Regions from separate parts of the Homo sapiens genome. Here region 1 is linked to region 2. Evidence: read pairs that join two places in POLR2A ChIA-PET (ENCODE). Cell type or tissue: CD4-positive, alpha-beta T cell. All regions are shown on one strand. Each heading gives the region's core, and the rest is flanking DNA. Links, peaks and the distances in the headings are about the cores only. Region 1 holds the start of ZNF257 (zinc finger protein 257). Region 2 holds the start of ZNF91 (zinc finger protein 91).

Region 1 (4,387 bases), core at 193-4,192, 1.3 Mb after region 2:
CTTAATATCTTCGAAAAAGAAATACAACAGGAGACTCCTCTCAGCCCTGGGGCAGCCACCTTCTTTCTTAATAGGCTACACTCCATAACTCAGGTTGTGCTATAAGAAGAAAAAAAAAAAAAAAAAAAAGACCCAGTAGCTGATATCCACTAGATACTCTAGCAGATATAGCCATGGTGGGTATCTTGGTTTATCCCCAGGAAATACTGAAGCCCAAGACCAAGAACAAAACTAAAGGGTGGGTGAAGACATCTCACCTCACAGCTTCCAAAGGGAAACTTTGACCCAAAAACATTCTGATAAGATCTCTGTGCCTATACAAGATAAAAGCAAAGAGGAACAAAATTTTTTTTACACTACAGTGTCAGGGAATTATACTTTGCTTTCTTCCCATGGAAAGTATTTACAAACAGAAAACAAATCTTTTTAAAGTGCCATCCAATGCTTTGTCAAAAAATGATTAAAATATGGTATAAAAAATGTAAACTAAAGGATGAATAATTGATAATGTGAATTAGGGAAAACTGGCATTTGGGAATGTCAGAAGAAACTGAAAATTTAGTATTTTATTATTTACTATTTTTGCAATCCAGAGTTAGGCTGAAGAAATGATGAAGGGGGAGGAGGGTAAAACTTGAGACTCTGCTTGGGACACATGTAAAAAATTCAGCGGAAAAGGCCGGACGCGGCTCACTCCTGTAATCCCAGCACTTTGGGAGGCCAAGGCAGGCGGATCACCTGAGGTTAGGAGTTCGAGACCAGCCTAGCCCACATGAAACCTCATCTCTACTAAAAATACAATAACTAGCCAGGTGTGGTGGTGGGTGCCTGTAATCCCAGCTACTCCGGAGGATGAGACAGGAGAATAGCTTGAACCTGGGAGGCGGAGGTTGCAATGAGCAGAAATCTCGCCCCTGCACTCCAGCCTGGGTGACAGAGTGAAACTCCTTCTTAAAAAAAAAAAAAAAGAAAAACAAATCAGCGGAAAATTAGTCCCCTGTGGCTTGTGAAAATAATTAAGTGGCAGGCAACTAGACTGAGGTGGCTCTAGTCCCTGGATTTCTACTTTAAAGAAATTTAACTCAAATGCATGGTTTTTGTTTTGTTTTGTTTTTTTTGAGATGGAGTTTCACTCTTGTTGCCCAGGCTGGAGTGCAATGGCACAATCTCGGCTCACTGCAACCTCCACCTCCTGGGTTCAAGCGATTCTCCTGCCTCAGCCTCCGGAGTAGCTGGGATTACAGGCATGCACTACCACGCCCCGCTAATTTTGTATTGTTAGTAGAGGCGGAGTTTCTCCATGTTGGTAAGGCTGGTCTCGAACTCCCGACCTCAAGTGATCCGCCCGCCTGGGCCTCCCAAAGTGCTCGGATTACAAGCGTGAGCCACAGCGCCGGCCTCAAACGCATGTTTTTATAAATTACTAAATTGGGGGAAACAAAATTGAGGCGTAGCCAACTATACACTACCATTTAACCTCTGATTACATAACAAGGAAATGTCCACCTTGATAGTACAAATTAACAAACTATGTAACTGCATCTAACCAATTACTGAATTTGGTTTTCTTTATCTCATGTTATTAAAGTCTTCTCTTCAAGCCCCTGCTATGGACGACAAATGACAAACCATAGCTGGGTACTTTACAATTTTTTTTTTTTTTTTTTTTTTTTTTTTGAGACGGAGTCTCGCTCTGTCTTCAGGCTGGAGTGCAGTGGCGCCATCTCGGCTCACTGCAACCTCTGACTTCCTGGTTCAAGCGATTCTCCTGCCTCAGCCTCCTGAGTAGCTGGGATTATAGGCACATGCCACCACGCCCGCTAATTTTTGTATTTTTAGTAGAGGCGGGGTTTCACCATATTGGCCAGAATGGTCTCAATCTCCTGACCTCGTGATCCGCCTGCCTCGGCCTCCCAAAGTGCTGGGATTACAGGCGTGTGCCACCGCGCCCGGATTTTTGAATCACTCTTTAATTAAATTCTTTAATATTTTTGCGGTGACTTCTGTATATTTTTAATAAGAGAAAAGAGAGACTCAGAACCCCACAGACCAAAGCTCTTCCCATTCATGAACCCCGCACCCCGAGTCAGGATTCTCCCCTGACGACTCTCCTGTGGTCCCTGCACAACCTGGGGAGACTCGGCGCTGCGGGTGCAGAGCTGCCGAGAGAGGGATCCAGGCCAGGGCACAGTCACTGCGCAGGGAAGAGACAGGACGCCCGGGGTCCCGGCTGTCAGCGCAGCCGCCATCTTATGGCTGAGGGGGACCGAGGCCGAGCTGGCCAAGGAAAACTCGGGCGCAGATGGTAGGGCTGACTGCAAGGAGGCCTGAGTCCCGCCACAGCGACTTCCCACAGGTTCCAACCACCCCCTTCCCCTCTCCCAGGATGTCGGACCCAGCACTCTCACCATTTCTAGGCTTCCAGGAGGACCTGGCGTCTTAGCTGGGGATCTCCCAATACCTGCAGGTCACAGGGCCACAGAGGCTGGGCCCCTAGGAGAAGAGGACACAGACCAGGGAAGACGAGACCTGCAGCTCGGGCTAGAGCGAGAGACAAAGTACCCGCCAAACCCGGAAGCCACCCTGTCCGCTCCAGCTTCGTGTCTGATTGGACGGTTTCCAGCCCAGCGTCCCTGACTGGATAACGTTTAAGGCCTCGCCCCTTTAGGCCCTGAGTGACAGGAGACGTGATCAGATGCTCGGCTGAATGAAGAAAGAGTGAAAGCCTAAGCTCCAGCCTTTTCAGGCAGGTTTTCCTCCCTGAGCTGAGCCAGGCCCAACCCAAAGGTATTTGCATTTAACCTTGTGTGTAAGGTCATATGCGTTTATACATAATACATAATATGGCCGGGCGCGGTGGCTCACGCCTGTAGTCCCAGCTACTCCGGAGGCTGAGGCAGGAGAATCGCTTGAACCCAGGAGGCGGAGATTGCAGTAAGCCGAGATCGCGCCACTGCACTCCAGCCTGGGCCACAGAGTGAGACTCTGTCTCAAAAAAAAAAAGAAAAGAAAAAAATACACTATATTGTTATTCACAAACAAAAATAATCTAATAACAACTATTTTAAAATTTCAGCTTTCCTGACCTTCCTGGCTTCTGGTTTTTTGATCAGGCAGCCTGAGATTTTAAGAAGGAGGCAATCATGGCCGGGTGCGGTGGCTCACGCCTGTAATCCCAGCACTTTGGGAGGCCGAGGCCGGCGGATCACCTGAGGTCAGGAGTTGGAGACCAGCCTGACCAATACGATGAAACTCCGTCTCTACTAAAAATACAAAAATTAGCGGGGCATGGTGGCGGGTGCCTGTAATCCCAGCTACTGGGGAGGCCGAGACAGGTGAACCCGGGAGGCAGGAGTTGCAGTGAGCCGAGATCGCTTTGAACTCCAGCCTGGGCACCAAAAGCGAAACTAAGCTCCGTCAAAAAAAAAAAAAAAAAAAGGAGGCAATCTTCTGAAATAGAATGTGAGCCAAATGTGAATTTTAAATTTTCTAGTAGCCAAACTTTAAAAAGAAAGAAGAAATAGGTCAAACTGATTGTAACAATTTCAGTAACCCAATATATCCAAAATATTACTATATGAGCAATGTGTAATTATTAATGTAGCATGTATATAGTTAGAACTATATCATTGGAACTAAGTCTGTTTTTTTTTGTTTTTTTTGTTTTTTTTTTTTTATTTTTTTTTGAGATGGAGTTTCGCTTTTGTTGCCCAGGCTGGAGTGCAATGGCACAAAGTGTGTTCTCTGCCTCCTGGGTTCAAGTGAGTCTCCTGCCTCGGCCTCCTGAGTAGCTGGGATTACAGGCATCTGCCACCATGCCCGGCTAATTTTTGTATTTTTAGTAGAGACGGGGTTTCTCCATGTTGGTCAGGCTGGTCTGGAACTCCCGACCTCAAGTGATCCACCTGCCTCGGCCTCCCAAAGTGCTGGGATTACAGGCGTGAGCCACCGCACACAGGCTACTAAGTCTGTTTTTTGCCTTTCCAGCACATCACAGTGTAGACCCAGCCACATTCCAGGCACTCAGGAGCCACACGTGAAGTGCAGCTCTGATGTTGGGTGGGTAAAGGGCCTGAATAAATTTATTCTGCCAGTGTGAAGGAAGGGCCTCTTCCTAACAACATCTCTCTTCAGTTTGGAGGATGGAAAAGATGGCGGCCATAGAAAGAGCAGAGGGCAGCAGGAATAAATTAACCACAAGTAGACAACTGCTGGCCACCTTTGGCCCACCTTCCTTCCAGAGATCAGAAAGGGAGCAAAGGATGATAGGTCCGGAGGAGAAGAAAACTCTAAGTCTTCATATCTGTGCATACTCTTGACCTGCAGTGTTTATATAGAGAGAAAATAGATTAAATGCAAACATATTTTGCTATTTGGCCTTGAACCT
Region 2 (4,387 bases), core at 295-4,294:
GAGGAGTACAAGCCAGAGTGGTGGGGTGAGCAGTTTGGGTGGGAACTACTGTTATGGAACAGGTGACCAAGGTGACTCAGGTCAGAGCAGGTGACCAGGGGTGACTCAGGATGGAGCAGGTGACCAGGGGTACAGATGTAAACTACTGATTAGAACTGGCGGGAAGGTTGTTTACTAAAACTGGAGACAAAAACAACAAAGAAGTTAAACTTTAAAATGGAGAATGAAGAACAGGGAGCTGAATATACTGACATACTGATTCTTTGAAGAGCAATTTAGAACTCACTGTATTTAACATTAAAATATATAAATGTTTTTTATCTACAAATATTAATATAAAACAGTTCAAAATTACTTCCTAGGGATTTCACTAAAAATTAGTTTGTTAAGGGTTAATGTAATTAATAAAAGACCACTAGATGTAAAAAAACTAATTCTTCAAAGAGAATGTTTAAGGCCAGGTGTTGTGGCTCACGCCTTGTAATCCCAACACTTTAGGAGGCCGAGATAGGCAGATCATTTTGAGCTTAGGAGATCGAGACCAGCCTGAGCAACATGGCAAATTCCAGTCACTACTTCAAATAAGGAAATAAACCGGGCATGATCGCGCACGCCTGTAATCCCAGCTACTCCAGAAGCTGAGGCTGGAGAATCGCTTGAATCTGGGAGGTGGAGGTTGCAGTGAGCTGAAATCATGCCACTGCACTTCAGCCTGGGTGACAGAACAAGCTTCTCTCTTGGAAATTAAAAGAAAATAGAGAGAGTATAAACAAAAGCAAAATATGCTTTTGATGAAGAAAGTTAGAAACATTTGTCTGCTTTGAAATTACTTAAAGGTTCCTTCAAATTGAAAAAGTAAAAATAATGTAGATTAAAATGAAATATAAAAAGTTAAACAATGGACCGGCATCATGGCTTACCCATGTAATCCCACTACTTTGGGAGGCTAAGGCAGGTGGATCACCTGAGGCCAGGAGTTCGAGACCAGCCTGGCCAACATGGTGAAACCGCATCTCTACTAAAAATACAAAAAATTAGTCAGGTGTGGTGGTGCACCTGTCATCCCAGCTACTCCAGAGGCTGAGGGAGGAGAATCCCTTGGACCTGAAAGGCAGAGGTTGCAGTGAGCCGAGATCGTGCCGCTGGACTTCAGCCTGGGCCACAGAGCAAGACTCAGTCTCAAAAAAAAAAAATTAAAAAATTATAAGAGATCATAAAATATGTATAAAAATCTAGAGAGGTCAAAAAAATTTTAATGTATTTTTATTTTTATTTTTTGCTGGGGTGCAGTGGCATGATCTCAACTCACTACAACCTCCGCCTCCCGGGTTCAGGCGATTCTCCTGCCTCAGCCTCCGGAGTAGCTGGGATTACAGACGTGTGCCACCATGCTCAGCTAATTTTTATATTTTATTTTTCATTTTTTTGAAATGGAATTTCACTCTTATTGTTCAGTCTGGAATGTATTGGCGCGATCTAGGCTTACTGCAACCTTGGCCTCCCGGGTTCTAGCAATTCTCCTGCCTCAGCCTCCCGAGTAGTTGGGATTACAGGCACGCACCACCATGCTCAATAATTTTGTATTTTTAGTAGAGATGGGGTTTCACCATGTTAGCCAGACTGGTCTCGGACTCCTGACCTCAGGAGATCCACCTGCCTCGGCCTCCCAAAGTGTTGGGATTACAGGTGTGAGCCACGGCGCCCGGCTGAGAGACTTACAATGTTTTATCAAATTAGCTTTATTATTGATAATACACAATAAAGTAAAAGTTGATTTTCTCTGGAACAAAAATTTTATGTATTATTAATATACATCAAATATTTTTGTTCACATTTTGAATACATTGAAAGAGAGCAAAGAAGAGAGAGGATTTTCCCATGCTCTGAGGTGGGCCTGGCTGAGCTGAGGAAGCCCTGCCTGAAAAGGCTGCAGCCTACGCTGTCACTCTTTCTTCATTCAGCCCAGTGTCTGATCACATCTTCTGTCACTCAGGGCCTGAGAAGGCGGGGCCTTAAACGTTATCTAATCAGGGACGCTGGGCTGGGAACTGTCCAATCAGGCACAAAGCTGGAGCGGACAGGGCGGCTTCCGGGATGTGGCTGGGCCTTTGTCTCTCGCTGCCGCCGGAGTTTCCAGGTCTCGACTTCACTGCTCTGTGTCCTCTGCTCCAGGAGGCCCAGCCTGTGTGGCCCTGTGACCTGCAGGTATTGGAGAGCCACAGCTAAGATGCCAGGAACCCCTGGAAGCCTAGAAATGGTGAGACTGCCAGGTGCGACGTCCCGAGAGAGGGAACGGGGCTCGTTGAAACCGGTGGGATGCGGCTGTGGCGAGCCTCAGGCCTTCCTTCAGTCAGCTCCACAATCCGTGCCCGGGTTCTCCTTGCCCAGCTCGGCCTCAGTCCCCTTCAGCGATAAGATGGCGGCTGCGTTGACAGGCGGGCTCCGGGCGTCCTGTCTCTTCCCTGCCCAGTGACTGTGTCCTGGCCTGGAGCCCTCTCTGGGCAGCTCTGCTCCCGCAGCGCCGCGTCTCTCCCAGATTGTGCAGGGATCACGGGAGGGTCGTCAGGGGAGAATCCTGACTGGAGGTGCTGGCTCATGAATAGGAAGCACTTTAGTCCGTGGGGTTCCCAGGGCCTCTTTTTTTCTATTAAAAATTTATGGGCGTCACCGCGAAAAGATTAAATAATTTAATCAAAGAGTGATTCAAACATTGTAGAGCACCCAGCTATGGTTTGTAATTTGTGGTCTATGAAAGGCCTTGAAGGAGATATTTTTATAAGGTTCATGGTAAAGAAAACCAAATTCAGTAATTTGCTAGGTACAGTTATGTAGGTTTTGTTTTGTTTTGTTTTTTGAAAAGGAGTTTTGCTCTCTCGCGCGGGCTGGAGTGCAGTGGCGTGATCTCGGCTCACCGCAACCTCTGCCTTCCGGGTTCAAGCGATTCTCCTGCCTCAGCCCTAGTAGCTGGGATTACAGGCGCCTGCCACCACACCAGGCCAATTTTTTTATTTTTCGGAGAGACGGGGTTTCACCTTGTTGGCCAGGCTGGTCTGGAACTCCTGACCTTAGGTGATCCACCCACCTTGGCCTCCGAAAGTGCTGGAATTACAGGCGTGAACCACCGCACCTGGCCTAGTTTCTTAATTTTTACAATCTAGGTGGAAATATCCTTCTTATGTAATCAGAGCTTAATTGGCAGTTTATAGTTGCTTAAGCCTAAATTTTGCTTCTGCCAATGTAGTAATTTACCAAAAAATGCTCTTGAGTTTAGATTTTTATTTTTAGAAGTAGAAATCCGAGGACTAGAGCCACCTCAATCTAATTGCCTGCCACTTAATTTTTCTCACACTCAAAAGGGGACGATTTTTCCCTGAATTTTTTACATGTGTCTCAAGCAGGGCCTCAAGTCCACCCCTCATCCCCTGTTCCTCCAGCCTAACTCTGGCTTGCAGTAAAATACTAAATTTCCAGTTTCGTCTGACATTCCCAAATGCCAATTTCCCCTCCCTAATTCACTTTATCAACTATTTGTCCTGTAGTGTACATTTTGATACCGATTTTAATCATTTTTATTTTTAATTTTTGAGACAGAGCCTTGCTCTGTCACCCAGGCTGGAGTGCAGTGACGCACTAGGCTCACTACAACCTCCGCCTACTGGGCTCAAATGATTCTCCTCTCTCAGTCTCCCAAGTAGCTGGACTTACAGGTGCCCACGACCACGTCTGGCTAATTTTTGTATTTTTAGTACAGACAGGGTTTCACTATGTTGGCCAGGCTGGTCTCGAACTCCTGGCCTCAGCTGGTCTGCCCACTTCGGCCTCCCAAAGAGCTGGGATTACAGACGTGAGCCACCGCATCTGGCCAATTAATTTTTTTTTTGACAAAGCATTTGATGGCACATTTAAAAAGATTTGTTTTTTTTGGTAAATACTCCCTGTGAGAAGAAAGCAAAGAATAATCTCCTGACACTGTATGGTAAAATATCTCTGTGCGTTTTTTTCGTCTATTTTCCCTAGACGCAGCTATCTTACCAGAATGTTTTTGGGTCAGGTTTTCCTTTTGGAAACTGTATAGGGTGATGTGTCTTCAGTCACCCTTCAGTTTTTTCTTGGACCTAGATTTCAGTACTGTATGGGGATAAACCAAGATACCCACCATGGCTATGTGTGCTAGAGTGTCTAGTGAATATCAGCTTCTGGGTCATATTCTCTCATAGGACAACCTGAGGTATTGAGTTTAGCTTCTCAAGTGTGGACGTGGATGCCCTGAGGCTGAGAGGCATTTCCTGGTGCACTTTTTTTTAAAGTTAATTCCTTGAGACATTAATATTGCCTTCACCCAATTCAGCTTTCATTTCTTGGAGACACATTGCTGGCCAGCCAATCA

The links. ChIA-PET counts read pairs that join two places held together with the same protein. Peaks named below come from ENCODE experiments on the same cell type or tissue, not always from the same donor. Only the 100,000 strongest peaks of a DNase experiment are listed, where the experiment ranks them.
Region 1: POLR2A ChIA-PET joins it to region 2 with 13 read pairs; 3 of 35 experiments call an interaction of 5 or more read pairs at or near these places.

The regions. Positions count from the first base shown.
Region 1 is chr19:22,050,657-22,055,043 of GRCh38, reverse strand. ZNF257 (zinc finger protein 257) reads right to left here and starts at 2,560. Exons shown (of 4, transcript NM_033468.4): 1 at 2,409-2,560. The coding sequence starts at 2,411. In CD4-positive, alpha-beta T cell, for the core only: no CTCF peak of the experiment used is centred there; a DNase peak (open chromatin) is centred at 2,613; H3K4me3 peaks cover 1,374 bases.
Region 2 is chr19:23,393,195-23,397,581 of GRCh38, reverse strand. It overlaps ZNF91 (zinc finger protein 91), which reads left to right and starts at 2,111. Exons shown (of 4, transcript NM_003430.4): 1 at 2,111-2,257. The coding sequence starts at 2,228. RefSeq lists an enhancer at 1,841-2,709. In CD4-positive, alpha-beta T cell, for the core only: no CTCF peak of the experiment used is centred there; DNase peaks (open chromatin) are centred at 2,051 and 2,911; H3K4me3 peaks cover 1,834 bases; H3K27ac peaks cover 1,736 bases.